5 separate regions of the Mus musculus genome follow, and all the other regions are linked to region 5. The links are chromatin loops, found by intact Hi-C in ENCODE. Cell type or tissue: heart. All regions are shown on one strand. Region 1 overlaps Snx31 (sorting nexin 31). Region 2 overlaps Gm41296 (a long non-coding RNA gene). Region 3 holds the start of Fbxo43 (F-box protein 43). Region 4 has its middle 3.4 kb from the start of Ankrd46. Region 5 has its middle 23 kb from the start of Snx31.

The links. A loop is a pair of places that touch in the nucleus more often than their neighbours do. Peaks named below come from ENCODE experiments on the same cell type or tissue, not always from the same donor. Only the 100,000 strongest peaks of a DNase experiment are listed, where the experiment ranks them.
Region 1: a loop joins it to region 5, with 2.5 times the contacts of the local background. A loop is called at or near these places in 11 of 42 quality-filtered maps.
Region 2: a loop joins it to region 5, with 9 times the contacts of the local background. A loop is called at or near these places in 17 of 42 quality-filtered maps.
Region 3: a loop joins it to region 5, with 8 times the contacts of the local background. A loop is called at or near these places in 19 of 42 quality-filtered maps.
Region 4: it touches region 5 in a loop (4-fold over the local background); 26 of 42 quality-filtered maps call a loop at or near these places.

Annotation. Positions count from the first base shown.
Region 1 is chr15:36,520,273-36,524,272 of GRCm38, forward strand. It overlaps Snx31 (sorting nexin 31), which reads right to left. Exons shown (of 14, transcript NM_001347022.2): 11 at 3,171-3,284. Among named protein-coding and RNA genes, the nearest start is that of Ankrd46, 25 kb to the left of the region's middle. In heart, no CTCF peak of the experiment used is centred here; no DNase peak of the experiment used is centred here.
Region 2 is chr15:36,704,473-36,708,472 of GRCm38, forward strand. Gm41296 (a long non-coding RNA gene) reads right to left here. Exons shown (of 3, transcript XR_875148.3): 2 at 1,123-1,214; 3 at 1-235. Among named protein-coding and RNA genes, the nearest start is that of Gm41296, 3.1 kb to the right of the region's middle. In heart, a CTCF peak has its summit at 1,748; no DNase peak of the experiment used is centred here.
Region 3 is chr15:36,162,126-36,166,125 of GRCm38, forward strand. It overlaps Fbxo43 (F-box protein 43), which reads right to left and starts at 2,736. Exons shown (of 5, transcript NM_001081253.2): 1 at 2,345-2,736; 2 at 1-1,044. The coding sequence starts at 934. In heart, a CTCF peak has its summit at 2,023; DNase peaks (open chromatin) are centred at 2,726 and 2,816; H3K4me3 peaks cover 1,118 bases; H3K27ac peaks cover 566 bases; H3K27me3 peaks cover 2,151 bases.
Region 4 is chr15:36,498,219-36,502,218 of GRCm38, forward strand. No RefSeq gene overlaps it. Among named protein-coding and RNA genes, the nearest start is that of Ankrd46, 3.4 kb to the left of the region's middle. In heart, a CTCF peak has its summit at 1,770 (motif pointing right); DNase peaks (open chromatin) are centred at 1,763 and 2,383; H3K27ac peaks cover 765 bases.
Region 5 is chr15:36,577,055-36,581,054 of GRCm38, forward strand. No RefSeq gene overlaps it. Among named protein-coding and RNA genes, the nearest start is that of Snx31, 23 kb to the left of the region's middle. In heart, a CTCF peak has its summit at 1,704 (motif pointing left); a DNase peak (open chromatin) is centred at 1,637; H3K4me3 peaks cover 660 bases; H3K27ac peaks cover 1,627 bases.

The sequences.
Region 1 (4,000 bases), 57 kb before region 5:
CTCTGGCCTGGTGACCCAGCCGCCTCTGTTGTTCTGAGATGCTGCACTGGCTGAGCAGAGCTGAGCTGAGCCAGCAGGAGGGAGGGGGTGGGGGCAGTGGGCTGGCGAGCAGAGTGCAGGGGAGCGTATGGTAATGGAAGTTTCAGGAGAGCGTTCTCTTCCCAGGCAGTGCTACAGCTCTTGTGACGGATGCTCTCAGATGATGGAGTCATTCTCACACAACTCTATTCCTTCTGGATAGGAGCTTATATACAGTTTGGGGTGGGTGGGTCTGACAGCAGGTGCTTCCTACTGGCTCGGCCTGAGATGCCTCATCTACAAGAGAAGGGACTTGTGGGCACTGCCCCTACGTGACTGATAGCCACGATTCTCTCTATGGAGAGCTGTGGCTACGTGGAGTCGGGAGCAAGCAAAGCTCCTACCATCCCTTCTGGGTCTCCGGGGCTTCAAGCCCTGGCTTGACCTTACCAGGCTTCCTCTCATGGTCCACCACACCATAGGTATGTTCAAGCCTAATTTATAATAACTAGTCCTGCACATAAATGTAACTTTCACATGCAGGTGGTTTGGACATTTAAATGGCGTTCCACAAGATATGAACTGATCCCATTATTTTCCTATGCTGTTCATGCAAGCATGTAGGCTAGGGTCTCTATCAACCAGATTAGGCTTGCTAGGTACAAATAAAACAAAACAACCCCCCCACCCCGAGCTTGTGTTTAAGGAGCACGGAGAGAGCTTGTCCTCCACCCTCGTCTGTATTTGGAATGCAGTCCCATTCGTGGCTTCTGTAACAAGGAGCCCTTTGGGTATCCGCCAACACGATTCATCTTCCATAGAAAGCACAATCTCACTAGAAATCCGTTTTTAAACTGTTTACTGTGCTTCTCTGCGGAGGCTTAACCTCATTTGCGGCTGTTTAGATTAAAAGACTAACAAAATTTAACAGCACAGTATTCTGAGGAGAGAGTGAAGGAAAGGCGGTTTCAAGTCTCTCTGTCTTCCCAAAGACCTGCAAATTGCACAAAACTTCCTATTTTCTTCCTAAGGATGCTTCATGCTGAAGGAAATTACTTTGTGGCTAGTTTTATGTCAACTTGACACAAGCTAGAGTCATCAGGAGGGAGCCTCAACTAAGAAAATGCCTCCGTAAGACCAGGGTGTAGGAAAACTGGTAGGGCATTTTCTTACTTAGTGATTGATGTGGGAAGGGTCCAACCCACAGTGGGTGGCGTCATCCCCGGGCTGGTGGTCCTGGGTTCTATAAGATAGCAGGCTGAGGTAGCCACATGAAACAAGTCAGTAACTAGCACGCCTCCACGGCCTCTGCATCAGCCCCTGCCTCCAGGTTCCTGCCCTGCTTGAGTTCCTGTCCTGGCTTCCTTTGATGAGGAACAGTGATATCAAACTGTAAGGCAAATTAACCCTTTCCTTCCCAAGTTGCTTTGGTCATGGTGCTTTATCATAGCAACCGTAAAATCCAGGCTAAGCCGTCTCAGGAGCGTTTCTCTCCCTAGGACTGCAGTTCTTTTTGCTTTTCAGAGGACACTGATGTGAACACAGCTGTGTCAGGTGGTTGAAAGAGGGCTTTGGTGACCAGAAACCAAAATTCTCTGTGTAACTAAGCAGGACTCACGTCGAATACAACATTAATGTAAAGTTTACCGCAGTATTTTTATTAGAATTTAGAACCTAAAACTATTTATTAATTTTAAGATTTATTATTTTTATTTATGGTATGACCTTTGGCCTGAATGCTAGTGCCCACAAAGGCCAGAAGAGGGTGTTGAATACTAGAACTGCAGTACTGATAACCAAGTGAGCCACTGTGTGGGTTCTGGAAATGGAACCCAGGTCCTTTCCAAAAGCATTAAGTATTCTTAACTGCTGAGTCATCACTCCAGCTTCATCATCACCATCACCACCAGCATTACCACCACCATCACCATCAACATCATCACCATCATTACCACCACCATCACTACCATCACTACCATCACCACCATCACCAACACCAACATCACCACCATCACCATCATCACCATCACCACCATCACCACCATCACCATCATCACCACCATCGCCATCACCATCACCACCATCACCATCATCACCAGCAGCAGCAGCAGCATTTTAGTTTTTCAAGACAGGGTTTCTCTATGTAACTCTAGCTGTCCTGGAACTCACTCTGTAGACCAGGTTGGCCTTGAACTCAGAGATCCATCTGCCTCTGCCTCCTGAGTGCCCCTTTATTATTTTTTAATTAAAAATTTTTTTCATCTGGAGTTTTGACTCCAACTTGAAATAGCTAAGATGGGGGTTTGTTGTGATTGTTTCTTTTCCTTTTGGGGGTTCCTCTTCAGTTTAGTTAGACACTTATGATCTGGATGTTCTCTGCTAAGAGATTCTGGTTTTGTTCGGGGTCTAAGTGTCTGGCTCTAACCTGGTCATGAATTCTGTTCTTCCCTGGCTAGCTGCTTGATTCCTAGACTCCTCTGAGCTGTGAGTGAGACAGAGGCAAAGCTGGGAGGAGTTTACTTTTCAGCTAAGAGGCAAATGCTTATCTTCTCAAGTCAAGCCAAAGGAGTATTGGAGATGTCAGGTGCGCACTCTCAGCCCTCTAACAGACACTCTGTGGTCTAAGCCTGGGGTCAGAGAAAATGTCCCACCCCACGGATTGCTTTCCTTGATTTCTGTTTGGGTCAGGCTGGCTTCAGGCAGAAGTAGGTGATAACTGGGAGAAAGTAGATCATTGGAGGTGTGACCTTCAAGGGAGCATTAGGACCCCACCCCTTCCCTCTGTCTACTTCCACACTGGGACAGTTTGATCCACTACGTGTTTCCACCATGATGTTTTGCCCTGCCACAGGTCATGGGACCAAGTGAATGCATTGTCTGAAGTCTGAAGCCATTGGACTTGAGAGTTACAATAAACCTCCTTTGAAATGATTTTCTCTTCTCTCAGAGCTGGCTAAACTAAGTTCTCTGAATTATGACCATGGTGACCAAGAAAATAAAGCAAATATAAGAGCAAAGTATTTCAGTCCCGTGCCAGTGAAGGACACACACACACACACACACACACACACACACACACACACACGGGCGAGGTGAAGTACTGTGTTCTGTTCCCATCAGCCCGCAAGCCATGCTCTATCCTGAGAACTCACCTGTTTGGTGTAAATAACAAACCACTGCTGGCAACTATCTTCACTATACTGAAATCTCAGCTCTAGGTTCTGGTTGAGAGTTCGCTGGGGCCCATCGGTATCCAGCAGAGTTCCCTACAGAGGAAGACACCATGAACATGCCTTCGGATATAGTGCTTGTGATATCAACACAGCAACAATTCCCCCAAAGGCTGTCGGTCTCCCCAGGAGCCGTGGCAGTAACTCAGCACAGCACAGCACAGCACAGCACAGGAAATGTTATTAAGGGGGCAGGTACAGGTCTGGGAGGGTAGGAGCACAGAGGAAGGCTTCCTGGAAGGAGGGGCATGAGCAGGAAGAGAGGCCATCCAGAGGGGCAAAGTTCATCAAATTTGGGGCCACAAAGTAAATTTCCACAAGTTTGAAAGTAATAAAATCACATAATTTATCTTCTTTGATCCTAAAGGAGGGTCAAAAGACTGGAGCGGGCGGGGGGGGGGGGCAGTGTTAAGAGTTGGTCCCACCCATTGTGTGGGGAGGTGGAGAAGCAGCCATGAGATGAGGGAGGGAGAGAGTTATGAGGGATAGTGAGATGGTTGATGAGACGGTTCTTCATCAGCAATGAAGCAAGAAAGAAGAGTGGAGAGAAAAGGCAGAGAAATTTCTGCATTCGAGGTGTGGCAGCCAGAAGCATGGAGTCACATCCGTCAAGACCACAAACACAGCAAGAAGAAGTGCAGATGAACTTAAGGACAAGGGACAGGTCTGCTGTGGGAAAAATGAGGCTGCAATGTCCCTGAGACCCAGAGGGAGGTGGCCAGCAGTGGGAGGAGGGAGACACTGGGCAGTGG
Region 2 (4,000 bases), 130 kb after region 5:
GGGGGTAGAGAGTGTCCTCCTCTGTTCCTACTTCTTCAAGTCCAACAAGATAAGGATCTGGCTTGTTCAACTCTGAGTCTCTCAGGCTCAGCTTCTTAGACTACTTACTATCCCCTCTTGTTTTTCTGAAACAGGTTTTGTTATTTTTGCTGCTGACTGGTTGTTTACATTGCTGCTGAGCACATGGCTCAAGTGGGTACAGTGCTCCAAGTACAAACATATTGTGGCTCATAGCCTGCAATACATGAGACAGAAAAGTCACCCATTGTTAATACTTAGTGGAATGTCTTTAGATAGAAAGATTGTACTATTATTTTCTCCATTAATCAATCAATCGATTAATTAATTAATTCACTTTACATCTCAACCGCTACTCTTTCCTCTGTCTGCCCTCCTGCTCCCCGCCTCACCCCGTGCTATTATTGACTCTTACTTTCACCTGTGCTGACCACAAACTCATAGCAATCCTCCTGCTTCAGTCTTAGATTACAGGTATAATCCATCAGGACCACAAAGGTTGTGTATGTATCAGTCAGGTGATAAAAAGTCTTCTAATTTGTCACCATGAACTCAACCCCCTTTGAGGTCAGGATTTGCTCACTTAATGAGCAAATATTTGAGGCAATGTCTTGTGAAAAATCCCGTTAAATAAAGGGAATTGGCTGTGTTTGGAAGTAGGACCAGGAAGGAGATCATTAAAAGACAGGTGAGGTGGGAGAAGGGACCAGCAAACCTGTAGGTCCAAGCGGGAAAGGGAGAGCGGGGACCCCAGCATCTTTGATCTCTAACACCCTCCTAGCTCAGCCCTGACCAGGTTCCTCTAGGGCAGACGTTCTCAAGCCCCTTGATACTGTAATCCTTTAATACAGTTCCTTATGCTGTGGTGACCCCCAGTCATAAAATTATTTCACTGCTACTCATAACTAATTTTCTTACTGTTGAGTCATAATGTAAATATCTGTGTTTTCTAATAGTCTTAGGGGACTCCTAAGGGTGAAGGGGTGATTTAACCCCAAAGATTTCAAGATCTGCACATTGAGAAACACCTCTCTAGTCTCTTCCCTAGATGGTGACACTGCTCTAGGCTCCTCCCCAGGTGGTGACACTGCTATAGGCTCTTACCCAGGTGGTGACAGATGGAAGTTGGGTGCCCGTTCCTTTAGAGAACTTTAGAGTTCTTTCCTAGACGTGTCACAAGAGGGTAGTGTCTCCTCCTGCAAGGAGACCAGAAGGAAGCATGAGGTGGCAGAGATACACTCACTGAAAAGTGGGTAAAGATGCTTGCTACCAAGCTTGGCAGCCTGAGTTTGGTGTCCACAACCCACACAGTGGAAAGAAGGAACTGATTTCTGAAAGTGGTTCTCTGACAACCATGCAGTCGTATGCATCCGTAACATGCATGAGCGTGGGCCTGTGTGAGCATACCCCGCCCCCCCCCAATCAATCAATCAATCAATCAATAAACAAATAAGGTTTTACAAAGAAAGGTGGGCACTCCTGAGGCTTTTTGTTTTCTAAAAACAGATTGACTTTTTTTTTTTTTCTCAGATGGAGACGGCTTGGTCTACGTAGCTGCTCCAGGTCACTATGGACTGATTGTTCATTAAGGGTGGTTCATCTCTCTTAACTTAGTGGCTGTGGCTGCAGTGGAGAGGAAGTCCTGGCTCTGGGTAAGGTACCTGGGTGCCTGTGAGCTTGGCTTCCTAGTTGCTGTTCCCAGCCACAGCACGCTCTCACCACCTGGTGACCATACACTTCAACTGCAAGGCCTGCTTTGAAGATGTTGGGGAAGCAGCCTTTCCTGAATGGGAAGAAAACCTCTAGGCTAAAGTCATGGGCAAAGAGTTGCTTGGTTTTTTTTTTAATTCATAAATAGTAATCTTGAGGAACCCGTTGGGGTTGCTCTCTTCTCTGGGTTAGCGTGCATCTCGGGTGTGTTTCAGGAATACTTGCTGGACATCTCACCCATGGCCAGAGTGGTGAATGAAAGTTAGCAGGTGTGCCACAGCAGGGGTCTCAAGCTTCCCACCCTCTTGGGTCTCCCAGAGCCTCCCCAGAGAGAACCCGGAGCTCAGCCTCCTGCCAGCCTCCCTGCTCTCCAAAGACAGACTTTGGTTTGGTTTTGTTGGTGAGATCAAAAGAGTTGAAGAAGACTTTGAAGTTAACACATTCCTTCCTAGGAGGGGCCAGATACCCTAAATCCCCCGTATTTACTATTTGATTCTGTAGCTTCTCTTACTGTTGGCTTTGTAGCTCTGCCTCACTCATTGTGCAGGGGGAACTGTTAAACCATTAACACTCTAGTGTGAAGAAGAGCCTGAGCCACTTTCCTTAGGTAAAGCTTCCAGCTTGCAGGGACTTGGACAGGGATTAAAGAGAGAGTGAATGTGGGTGGAGAGGGCCTAGAGTGTGGTCTTCCTGTGATCCTGGGGCCAAGAGGGGCAAGGGAGACCCCAAGGGCACATTGCAAATCCCATCACCCCAATCTGCAGGAACACTGATAAAACATTAGAGGGCCTGCAAGATGGCTCAGCTGGTAAAGGTGCTTGCCACCAACCCCGAGGACCTGAGTTTAAGGTTTAAGTCTTGAGAGCTATATGTTGGAGGGAGCCAGCTCACTCTTGCATATTGTCTTCTGACACACACACACACAACTTTAAAGTTGCAGTTGATGGAGGGAGATAGGATGGGAGGGCTGTCTCTAGGATACACAGAGGCCCTAATGGAGACTCCTGGGAATGAGGGTGACTTTTATGCAGTGGGGACATGTTGATTGAGCCCTGTGTGCATATTCTTCTTTGCTACCACCCAGGCAGTACCATTTGCCTCATTTTTGTTCCTAGCCTAACCCCTGAGGCTGACTGGGGCCATAGCTCTACTCTCAAACACTGAGAATCATGAAAAATCATGGTGGGGGCTGGAGACATGGCCCAGTGGTTAAGGGAACCAGCTGCTCTTCCAGAGGACCCAGGTTCAGAACCCAGCACCTGACATGGCAGCTCACAACCATCTGTAACTCCAGTTCCAGGGGACCCCTTCTGGCCTCATGGGCAGCAGGCACACGTGGTACACAGACATACGTGCAGGCAAAACACTCATGCACATAGAATAAATAAATAGAAATTTAAAAACAATAAAGAAAACAAAACTGTCAGTACTGATCAGTTGTGTAACACTCCTACAAGTTATAGGTTATCTCAAATTTAGAGAAAGATAAGTGTCCCGCTCCCCCCCCCCCCCCCGTTAGAGATTAGGTCAGCAAGAGCCAGAGAGATGTTATATTCGCACACCACTTTCCAGAAATGTGTTAGAATAGTGATATCTTCAAGTTCATCTGAAGTTCATTATATTTCTTCGCATAATTCTCAGTGGCTGTTGGGGAGGCCACGCAGAAAACATCTTGCTTGTGACTTTGGTGACACACTCACAGCAAAGGCTACCCAACATAGGACTTGCCACTGCTACTATTAGTAGAAACCAACTTTGGTCCTGGCTTCCATTAAACTTAAGCATAAATAGGTACAGCATTCTTTGCCTTCTTAAGTCTCCATTACTGGGTGATCTCGTACTACACAGAACAGGAAGTACATTGGATAACTTTGTGGGGTTTTTTTCTCCCTTGTTAATCTATTTTCTTATGAAGGTAGATGTGAACCTAAGATCTTAAGAAAAGGTATTTCTTTCCTTTTATGTCCCCGCGTCTTTCTAGGTGACTCCATCCACTGGGGTTAGACAATAATTCATTTCTGGGAGACAAAATCCACCAGTAATATGTAGGAGCATATTTACAACAAAGAGTTACAACACAGGCTCTTAGTGGTCCTATAGCAGTCACAGAAGAAAAGAAACCATGGAATATCTCCTAGAGACTAGAAGGATGCTGAGCAGGGACATTCCTGCCTCAGACTGGAGTTACACAGGTAGGGATGCTCTAGGGTCTACATGAGTGAGCTTGTGGCCAGGAGGGACTGGCAAGGTCACCTCTATTAAAGAGCCATGT
Region 3 (4,000 bases), 410 kb before region 5:
GGTCCCCAACTTTGGGAGTCACCCTGTGTTTTTGAAGCAGTTCTTGAAAAGAGCCCTCTTGGTCAGAGAGGAAATCTTCTGATTTGTCCCAGCTAAGTGAGCAAAAGCCACTGTCTTCAGGTGTAAAAAGACTGTCTCTCACCTCTCCTGAAGAATCAAGAGTTTGGTTTCCATTAAATTTGATTTTTGCTATGAGACTACTTACTGGAGTTACAGATGTAGTCACATCTGCTCCATAGGTTGTTTGGCTACCACAGGAGCCCAGAAGTTCAGGACATGTATTCTCATCACTAACACTTAAACTGCTGTCACTAAAGTGTGTGATAGAATCTTTAAAATCATTGCCTTCAATTGGAGACAGACATTCCACTTCAAACAAGCCACAGTTGTCTTTGGAATCTTCAATGGTGGAAGTCTTGTGCTGAGAAAAATGTAACCTTGAGTTCTGACTGTTGGAAACCACATCCTCTGTTTTTATCGTGCTGGTAACTAATGGGCTAAAGTTGTCTTCCTTTGGGAAACCTGAAGTGCTACCTGGCAAATGTTTTTCTAGGCTAACACCTTGGCTTATGTTACTTTCCAGAGATCTGCTTTGTGAATCAGAATCCCCCTTCAGAAGAGGGAAAGAAAAGTCTAGCCGCCTGCGTAATGTGCATTTTTTCCTTCTGAGTTTAGGAGTCTCACAAAGTTCTGGGCTTTTATCCTTTTCCTTCCTTAGGGACACAGACTTCATTATTTGACTGGGAGATACTGCAGAATTGGGGGAACCTAAACTTGGAGTTTCAGGATGCTCACAGGTTAGCATAGGCTCTTCTTCTTTCTTATTAAGGCTGCAAGATTCTGACAGCTCGTGATGGCCCCTATATTTAAAGGAGGATGTGGAACAAAAGTCTATGAGGCTGAGACCCTTGACAGTGACAGCAGAGGAGTCCATATTGCTTCCTGCTCTGTGGCTGGCTGAGTGCCTTTGGGATATCTTCAAGCTCTCTGTTTTTACCAAGTAGATACAAGTTTATTCTTCCTTTGTGATGTGCAGCCAAGCAACTTATAACAAAATATATAATTTGTGTTAAATATAGATAATAGGAAATTATGTGATTTTTTTCAAGTTACTTAAAAACAAATTTTCATAATAAACTGTCCTAAATGTCCTACTTAAAATACCACCTTGCTATAAACTGTATTATATTCTGATTACTTGACAACCATAGGCAAAGCACCAAGCACAAATATTTACTTGAACTATTCTTAACAAAAACATACCAGCCTTATTTTCAGATTATTTTGTTACTGTATGATTTTAGTTAGCAAGTGTATATTCGGTTGCAACATTCTAATGTCTCTGTGTTCAGTTATTTCCTTTCAAAGCTCACCAGGCGAGGCTGGGGCTGCGGCTCAGAGGTCAAGAGCTTTTGCACTGCTCTCACCAGATACCCAGGCTCGGTTCCCAGCTCACATCCTCATGTTCAATAGTGTCTCTATGTATGTCTCTATGGGCACTGTACTCATGCACATACACAGACATACATAATTAAAAATAAATCAGAAAAAAACCACTATGTTTTTTCTTTTTAACATTTATTTGTGGGTGACACACATGCAAACATAGCATGCCATAGAAGTCATTTCTCTCGTTCGGCCACATGGACTTAGACATGTATGGTATGTAAGTTAAATATGTAGTTTAAATATTACAAAATAACCTGCTACAAAAACCACAAGATCCGAGGCTCACTGCTATAAAGCAAAGTGATTTTTAAGCCTCTTCCGCTTTTGGGCAGTTTTGACTTCTGATCCCCTGTGCTTATGACTAACTTCTGCGCATGCCTGGTAGGACAAGATGATTAAGCTCTGCTTTCTACAAATTGCTCCAAATAGTAAGTTACAATGTTTCCTCTCATAAATCACTTTCTCCTGAAAAAATATTAATTCAATCAATTTGCGAAAGTTAGAGCATGTGCATTTACTGTATTGTATTGAATTTTATTCCATGTGAAATTTATTCTAAAAGTGACCTGTTCTGCCACTTCACCACTAGGTGCCTCACCAGCATAAGATTTGGGAAATGGAAGCTAAAAACCGTTGGGAATAAAGTAGGAGCCCTGATACACGCTCCCTACTTGGGAAAACCAGAGACTCTGTCGCTGCCTTCATCCTCATCTTGCTTATACACCAAAATGCCTGCTTCAAACTTTGAAAATTATTCATGCAACCACAGGCTGATGAATCAAACAAACCTTTTGATGGCAAAAAAAAAAAAAAGTTCTGATAAATCACTCAGAACTCCTATCTACAAAGACTTACGCAAAATAAAAAAAAATAAAAATAAAAAAAAAAGACTTACGCCCTATACAAGTCAGAAAACTGCTTCGTTAAACCGATGCTCTCATTAAAGTGGAATATCTTACCACCAGTCAACCTTGAGTTCTTAAGACATGTCAAAGTAAGGTAGGCTTCCAAACAACAAAGTCTGTCATCTTTGCCTTTAAAGTTCATGCCGAGGTACCACCACTTAAGAGAAAAACCTCAACAATTAACGGAGCCCGGAGCAGCGCCGGGACGGCTTCAGGAGGGGCAGCGGCTGGGAAGGTCAAGTCGCTCGGAATCTCTCCGCCCCGCAGCAGCCGCACTCTCCGGCCTCTCTCCAGCCAGTCTTGGACCTGGGGGAATCTCCCGACTAGAGACCAGAGATGCCCCCCCACCGGAGCTGCCGAGCCGTCTGCTGCGGGCGGGACTAACGGTCGTCACCCGGACGTGCGGGCGGGCGTGCGGGCGGGAGACGCCCCTGGGAGGAGGGCGGAGCGGCTGCGGGCCGGCGCACCTGGGCCGCGCCGCCCACCTGAGCCGGGAGCCTCGGCCGAGCCCGCCCCTGCCACCTTTCCCCGCCCAGGGCACCACCCTCCCCACCTTCCGTCTGAGCGCTCGCCCCGCCTCCCCGCCCTCATCCCTTCGCAGCTCCGCCCTGCTCCATCCAGCTCTCTGTTGGTCCCTGCATCACTGCGTGCGACCAGACTGGAGGGACGCATCGGTTAGAAAACCTGCAGTGCCAGGCATCATCCCTGGAAGTGTTTCGCCCGATGTACAAAGTCAAAGAATCCTATCAACAGCTTTGGATAGTAAAGGCGTAAATACAGCATAAGGACGGAGAGGTTGACTTCCTAACTATTTGATTTTGGGTTAAGAGAGTGGCAGTGGTCCCTGGGAGTCCACTTGAACTTGTTAGGTAGCCAAGACTGTCCTGGAACTCCTGATTTTCCTGCCTTCATCTTCCAATGGCTAGGATTACAGGAGTGCCCCAATAAACCCAGCAACACCCCCCAACTTTGGTTTTGGTTTTGTGTGTGTGTGTGTGTGTGTGTGTGTGTGTGTGTGTGTGTGTGTGTGTGTGTGTTTAAGACCGTGTCACATGAAGTCCAGGCTGGACTTGAACTCCCGATCCTCCTCATTCCACCTTCCAAGTTCTGGCGTGTGCCACCACACCTGGTTAATGATTTTTTTTAAAAATAGTTTATGATTTTGCCCTCGTTTCTACAGTGAACAAATATATAAATTTTGTGAATAGACAAAAAAGAAAAAAGTTGTGAGTCACACCTCTATAGTCTCTGCAGTCAGGAGGCAGAGGATCTCCATAGAGACCAGCCATGTCTACATACCAAGTTTCAGGTCAGCCTAAGCTACATAGCCACTGACCTGAAAAAAAAAAAAAAAAAACCAACAAAACAAAAGTTATGAATAAATGAGTGACTGTGTTTATTGGTTTCAGACATTCCTTTTTAGGGATCAGAAACAGCCAAGAACCTATCACACCAAATACATTTAAAGTCTTGGCTTTCATTCAGTGTTCCAAGAATGCACAGCCTGACCCCCATCGCCTGTCTAGCTGGTCTTCTCCGAGCAGAGACTCTTTTCTTCCTGGGACCACTGCAACAAGACATTCCACCTAGGCAGTGTTCAAAGTTTTATCTTCTCCAAATTGACACAGGTCTCAATCAGAACCTCA
Region 4 (4,000 bases), 79 kb before region 5:
CTTGACACAGTGAAGACTGAACATCTTCATAGATGATACTTTTATATCCCAGCAATATCTTGATACTTAATGGGAGTGACCATAAATCAAAGATTATATTTAGTCATTTTACATGCCAGGAAGGCGCACAGTGTTATCACCCTGCTAAAATCCAAGTGCTACATTGCTTTTCGAGGCTCTTCAGAAACTCCCTACCTTACTCAGCTTCTAAAGCCACCTCTGTCCCCCTGCTGTGGCCATTCCTCCATTCGATGCCTTTTCTCTTCCCTGGATTTCGCCTCCATGCCAGAATCTTCTCAGACTTTCTCTCACATCTTATCACACTCCTGTGCTTTGTGGGAGACTCTTAGATGCTCTAGAATGATCTCCTCATCTCAGGACCCTCGTTTGGATGATCACTCTCGAAAAGTCCCCTTTCCCTGGAGTGACACTATCTACATGGCGTCTAGAGTCACCCAGGAGGTGCCCTGGGTGGGCCTGGAGAGCATTATCTTGGTTACATTAACTGAACTAGGAAGACCCATCCTTTTCGGGCAACACCATTCCCTGGCTGTGACCTTGGCCTGTGTCCACAGAGAAGGGAACTGAGCAGAAGCAGGCACCCGTTGCTGTCCACTTCCTGACTGTGGATGCACTCTGACCAGCTGTCTCAAGCGTTTATGGCCACAGCTTCTCTGAAGAGATGGACTGTGCCCTGAACTATGAGCCAAAACTAAGCTTTTCATTCCACAAGCTTTCTTTGTCACCTTTCTTTATCACAGAAACAGAGAAAGAAACTAAGACACTACGCAGAGCTGCATGTGTGTAGGTTCTGGAGACTGTGGGGAAGCGGACATTTAAAGGCTGCCATCTGTGTCTGATCTTAGACTTTAATCAGGAAAACGTCCCTCTGTGTATTCGTCACCACAGATACATTTGGTTGCAAGTTCCAACTGGGATAAGATAATGGAATAAAGGAGCCTTTTCCATTGAGGAAAAGACAGCAGTGATGTGTTTGGATAAATGTTTATTCTGAGACTCCATATTTATTCTTCGGAGTTAGAGGGCACCACGTGTATGGCTCCTGTGGTGATAGCGAAGGATCGATCTGTGTTACAGAGTCCCACGTTTACCCTTGAATTCTCAGCACCTCCACAAGAGGATGGGCACGTGGGCTGCATTGGGGATTATTTGCTTAGTGGGTCTCCACCGAGTGGCACAGTGGAATCACCCCAGGAACTTTAAAATCACCTGCGCCCAGTCAAGACCGATTCAAAGTTGTACAAGAGCGGAGTGTGGGCGGCTGTGTTTCTGCTGCTCCAGGAATCCGAATGTGTAACAGGGCTGGGTGGAGAAGGCCGAGTTAGATCCAAGCAAGGCGAGGACAGAAGATTGCTCAGAGCAGGAAATGAAAGTCTAGGTTGTGCTGATTAAGCCTTCCTACATGGTCTCAGAAAATGCAGAAGACTTTTAAAAATACAAATGGGGACCCTAGTCTGAAGAATACAATCCTCTAGTCAGAACCAGTTCTCTGTGCAGAAAGAGATGTGTTCAGAATGCTGAAGTGTTTTTTAAAAAACACTCAGGACTTGTAAAGAAAGAGGTCCCTCCTAATGCAGGGTTAACAGTGCATGCCTTTAATCCCAGCTCTCAGGAGGCAAAGGCTGAAGGGCCTCTGTGAGTTTGATGCCAGCCTGGTCTACAGAGTTGTATGACAGCCAAGGCTACATGAAGAGACCCTGCAGTCGTGTTCCAGGTCTTTTTTTGTTTGTTTCTTGTAGTACTATATATTGACCAGGAGAGGGCGATATGCTCCTGAAAAGCGTGGCTCCCACAAGTCTCAGGTCTGGTAACTAACAGTGAAATAGGTGCAAAGGTCCCTGGGTTCTCAGACAGAACCACAGACTGAGCTGACCGAACGCCATACTATAGCATGTATTCATTGGCACTAGGCTGGATCAATCTCCATCCCCTAACAGTCTGAAACACTTAAACCCATATAAATATATGTGCCAGGCAACATCAGTTTTCTTTTTCAAAACTGAGGAAAAATTCAAAGCCAAGAACTAACACAAGAACATTTTCTTCCAAGAACCAACACAACTAGAAAGTGTCGCAAGCCAAACTTTCAAAATAAGAGTTCTTTTCCTTGTTAATTACAAAATAAACATCTTGCAACTTGATTTTGTGTGTGTGTGTGTGTGTGTGTGTGTGTGTGTGTGTGTGTTTGTTTGTTTTAATTAAGAACGATGAAGCCGAAAGCCTGGAAAGGAGATGGTTGTTTTTCTTTGCCATGCCAGAAGCACCGAGAGCCACCCAAAGCCATCCCGGCTTTCACTCAGAGGAAATGAGCACTCCACAGAAACACAGATAGTGTCCAGCAGTAATTTCCTTCCCTCCCACAGTTGCTCAACAGCCAACACCCTGCAAACCCTGCTCAGGGGACTGTGCTGCCAGGCTGTGGGAGTGCAGAACTACTGTGCGTGTTGATCAGATAAAGGGTTTGTTCTGGGAGCTGCCTTATGCAACTGTACCAGCTGCTCAGGGATGGTTTAGAAAGGAGTGTTGGAGGATCAATAACCAACAACTGGCTGCCAAAAGTTCTTTTGCCACCAAACCTGCTGGCCTGAGTTTATTCCCCGATGCTTGTTAAGTCTGGGCACAGAAAAAGCTAAAGATTCCCACTGGTCCCCCAAAGCCTGGGGACGTCTGCTCAGTGAGCAGCTCAGAACATTCCAGTCCTCTAGGTTGTCAGAGGGCTCACTTCAGCCTAAGTGTGAAGCTGAGCTCAGCGCAGGGACTCCAACAGAACTGAAGATTTACTGCATAGCAGCCTTAACTCTCCCCATAATCTCAACACACACTCCCAGTGACCGTTACACAGAAGCAAAGGCATTCTTTAGTCCTGCCTGAGCTGGCCTCTGCCATGCAGTCCTTTCAAAACGCTGGTCCTCTGCTACATTTCCACTTTTATAATACTGTGACCTCACTGACAGGGTGAAGCCGAGGTCTGTTCACCTGAGAGTCAGAAGGGAAGGCTTTTTCTGCACAAACAGACTGAGACGTCCTCAAAACCCATGTTCCTGACCAGGAAGAATGGAACCTCTGACTGGTTTGTAGGGGGAGATGGGGCAAGCCTGAGAGGCAACTCTGAGCCTATATATTTGTTGCTCCAACCTGTTGCTCACATCCAAAATGTGACCCTTAACAGTGACTGCAGATTTTTTTAAGAACCCCAAAGATGTACCCTGGGTACATCCTCTAGCTCACAAGGAAGGATTAAGAAATAGGAAAAGAAAAAAAAAAAAAAAAAAAAAAAAAAGCTTGGTTTTGTTGTATCGTCCCCAAATCCACATGTTGAAATTCAGTCACCAGTGTGATGATATCAAAAGGTCAGGCATTTAGGGAATGATCAAGTTACGGAGGCAGAGGCCCCTGGATTAAATGGTTACCTTGCAGAAGAACTTAAGGGGCAAGTTCCTTCCTTCCTGCAGGCCGCATCCAGCAGTGTGCAGATGGGGAACAGAGAACATCCTGAACTAGATGGTACCAGTCCTCCCAGCCTCCAGATCTGTGAGAAAGATATGTGTGTGTTCCTTTGTTTGTTTTGTAAATTATTCTGCCTCAGGGATTTTCTTATATTAAAGAGAAACTTCTTAGCAAAGTACAATTGTACCTCAATAAATGTTGGGGCACATATGAGACTCAAAAGTACATTTGTGGAATAACTGGTCATAGTTTTTCTAAGTCACTGCAACACAGTTTAATCCTGTGTGGCAGGCAGCACAGAATACCTTTGCCCTGACACTTTTTTGGCTTGCAAGGACAGGAACGAGGTTATCCCAGAAGGACAGGCACTCTCCACTGTGTCTCCCATAGCCAATCTCTGCCAGCCTGGTTGGCACTGCACACACTGCTCCTAAGGCGGGGAATAACTAAAAAGCAGCCAGGAAAGTCCAGCTGCCCCCGCACTGAGGTTTGTATGGGTGTCTTCCATTTTTGTAAGGTAGGATCCTTCACT
Region 5 (4,000 bases):
CCAGCAGCTTCTGTCCTCCAGAAGGGACAACCAGAAACTCTCCCTACATTGCCACTCATTCAGGAGAACACTTTAAGGTAAAATCTCTCTGCACTGGGGCAATCACTCAGTCACGAAAGTGTGTCTGCCTTGCAGACCTGAGGCTCTGGGTTCTGATCCCCGGAGCCCACATGAAAGCAGGGCATGGTGACATATTCCTGTCACCCCAGCACTGTGGGTGCAGAGAGAGGCAATCTCTAAAGCTCACACCAGCCAGAGTAGCAGAAGCAGTGAGCTCCAGAGACTGTCTCCAAAAATAAAGATGATCAGGAAAAGATGAGGGGTGGCAACCTTTGGTTTATACACACGCACACGCACACACATGTATATACATATACTTGCACACCCATCGACACATATCCACACTAACAATTACATATACTACACATACACATACAGGTGCACACACATAGGCACACACAGGCACACCACATACACACACAATAAATAAATCAATCTTGTCCCTACAAGAACACATATATAAAAGGGTTGGTGAGCTCACTCAGTGAGTAGCAAGACTTGTTATACAAATCTGGTGATGAGAGTTCAATCCCTGGAACCCCCAGAAAGGTGGAAGGAAAAAACAGCTCTGCAGAGCTATTCCCTGACCACCATACCCCACATATAAGAATAAATAAAAAGAATAAATGACTATTCTCAAGAGAATAGTCCTAACAACATCCTTCATAATAAATTAGAACACAGAAAAAAATCATTAAATAAGGACCCAATAAACAAAATGTGGATTTTGTTTATGGATTTCACACAGTGAAATAGAATTCTATTGCTTAAGACACTGGCATGAGCACCGCTGCATGAGCCTCAGGGATAAAGCTTGCAAACAGGGAGACAAGCCAGAAGCAAAGGCACTAAACTCATCACTTGATTTATATCAATCTCCAGAGTAGGTGACTCTGTAGACTCAGAAGTAAAAACTGTGTTGCCTGGGAGTGGGGTTTTGGGAAGTGAGATCACAGACAGAGGGTTTTTTGAGTTTTTTGAGGGATGGTTAGGGTGGTGGTTGCATAACCATGCGTGTGTTCAGCAAGCTCGTTGAACTGTACAAATTTTTTTAAAGATTTATTTGTTTGTTTATTGTGTGCGTGAGTACATTGCCACTCTTCAAACACACCAGAAGAGGGCATCAGATCTCACTACAGATGGTTGTGAGGCACCGTGTGGTGGCTGCAAATTGAACTCAGGACCTCTGAAAGAGCAGTCAGTGCTCTTAACCGCTGAGCCATCTCTCCAGCCCCTGAACAGTACACTTTAAATGGGTGAGTTACAACATATGTAAATAACAGCCCAATAAAACTGTCACCAGAGGAATTAAAAAATAAGCCATCAGACCCCTCGCTGCTCCATCCTGTCCTGTTCGACGCCAGATCTTCTGACCGGGTCCTCCAAGGGGCAGGCCCTGAGGAGTGGATGGATGTCAGCACTTCCTGGGAGTTCGCGATGCCGCTGAATTGTGTAGTCCTCAGACTGGATGGCTGATCCTCACTTTCAGATCCGGAGAGAGCAAGGGCCAGAAAGCCAGCCAGGGCTCCCTCGGCAGCAAGCAGCCGCACCAACACTGGTCTCTGCATAGCAGTTGCTTGTGAACTTCCGCCTCTTGACAGAATCTTACAGATTAAGATTGGCACATGGCGCCCCCCTGTGGACTACTGCAGAAGGCTCCGCGTTCACACTGCTGCCAGGCTTTGCAGCACTCATGCTCCTGAGGGAAAGAAGTTCCCGTTCTCCCTCCCACGGTGGGACTGGCTAACAGACAGACAAGCCTCCACTCTGACTCCCTCTTGCCCAGGCAGTTGTCCTTTGTGTGCAATGTCTTTGCTAATTGCCCAAATACTTCCAAGAGAAAGATACAATCAGGGGGAGCCATCAAGAACTTAGGCAGTCCACGATCAAGTGGGCACAAAAAGTACTTATCACAAGTACAGCAGTGCCCTGTTCTCCAAGTTCAGTCTTTGCTGATCAATTAAACTGATGTTTTTCTTTCAATTTTGAGGATTGAGCCCAGGGTCTAGGCAAATGCTGTACCACTGAGCATATCTGTAGACTGTGTGTGTGCTTGTATGTGTATCCATGTATATGTGGGGTGTGTGTGTGTGTGTGTGTGTGTGTGTGTGTGTGTGTAGGACCAGTACTTTATTCTACAAAGAAGAGGGTCTTTCACTGGGTCTGGAGCTGACTGAATGGCTAGAATAGCTGACCAGGAAGCCCCCAGTGATCCTTCCACTTCAGCTCTCCCAGGGAGGGGATTACACACACCCAGACTCTCACGCTAGTGCTGGGATCCAAACTCAGTCCTCATGTATGTACAGTGAACACTTTACATCTGAGATCGATATATATATCTGTCTGTCTACCTATATAAAGTGTGTGTGTGTCTGTGTATTCTATCTAGCTATCACCTACCTATCTATCATCTATAGCTCTCTCTTTAAATTTTACTTATTTTGACATGGGGCTCAATAGGCTGTCCCAGCAGACCTTTGACTTGTGACCCTTGTGCCTGTCTCCTGAGTAGCTAGGATGGCAGCCCTGTGCCACCAGGCCCATTCTGATTGGACTAGTTCTTGATAAAGGCTTGCTGTAGTGGCTCCACTTGCAAGTGGTGAGGTTGCCCTTTAACATGGGTCTTCTAGAAATCACAGCATACATTCTAACACCAATTCCTGATGTTGGTTATTCAAGTACAGCTTCCAAGGAGAAGAGAGAGTGTGATTTTAGGCAAAAGATCTCCCAGGTAGCCCTCATAGTACTGTCCAGGGCATATAACAACATTTAGTTCAATCTGTTGATTACCTGTCTACTGGACAGCTTATGTATCTTATCTGCACAAATCTTCCCGATAACCCACAGGAGTTGTTATCATTGCTTTACAGTGGAAAACACTAAGAAGGGCTGAGTGGGGTGAGCAGTAGAGTAGGGTTCACGCTCAAATCTTTGCACCTGTTTGTTCTCTCGCTGCCTCCGACCCCTTTCTGACTTTAGCACCACAAGTTATGAACACTCCCTGTCCTCCTTAGGTAGCCTTTAGCCTCTAAGGAAACCAACGAGACTTCATTTACCAAAACTTGAGTGCCATCAGGCAAGATGCCAAGACACGAAAGTGAGGTGTGCCACTGTCAAGGTCACTGTGGTGGACATACAAGTGCACAGGCATGATCAGGATCCTCAGCCCAGGCTCCAAGACAGTCTACAGTGTCACAGCTTGGCCTCAGGTAACAGAGTTGAAAAGGTAGAGGGATTGATGCCAACAGTGCCAGCCCAGCTGGCAAGAGGCAGGCTGGCAAGTGGGACGGTATGCAGCACTCCATTTCCATTTTGAAGAAGCACAAAGATACAAACATGCAGGCTCTCCTGGCATTCCTTAAGGGCTTCACCCTGATGTTCTGGATCTGAAGAAGAATTCTTTGTATATCTTAGATATTTCTAGAAGCCTTTGGCAAACGTGTTAGTGTTCTAAAGTCCAATGCTTAGGGAAAGAGGAAATGAATATGGCAAGAACTGGTCTTTCAAGATCCCCTGGGTACTCAGGCAAACTGACTGCATTCAAACCAGTAAAGGTGGCCAAGTTACCCGGATGTTTGTCTGAGACAACACAATGTTGTGTTCTGTATGGCCAATTCATGTGGACTTATCGAGGGGCCATGCTGGCTGCAGGCTCTTATCTCAGAGAGCATGTGAACAAGGGTGACTGCTGTAAACACCATGACTGCTTGTTTGCTTCAAGGGATTTTGGGTTGGGTTGGTTTGTTTTTCTGTTCTAAAAATAAAAATAAGAATTCAAGTAGTCAAGAAGCAGAGGCAATCTCAGACAAGTAAAAAATGCATCCACAAAACCATGGTGGATCAGGAGAGCCTTGGGGACTGACCCCACTGAGGTGCACAGCAGGAAACAGCTGCTGTGCTCTTTGCTAAGCTGGTGAAAACTGCTGTGCTCTTTGCTAAG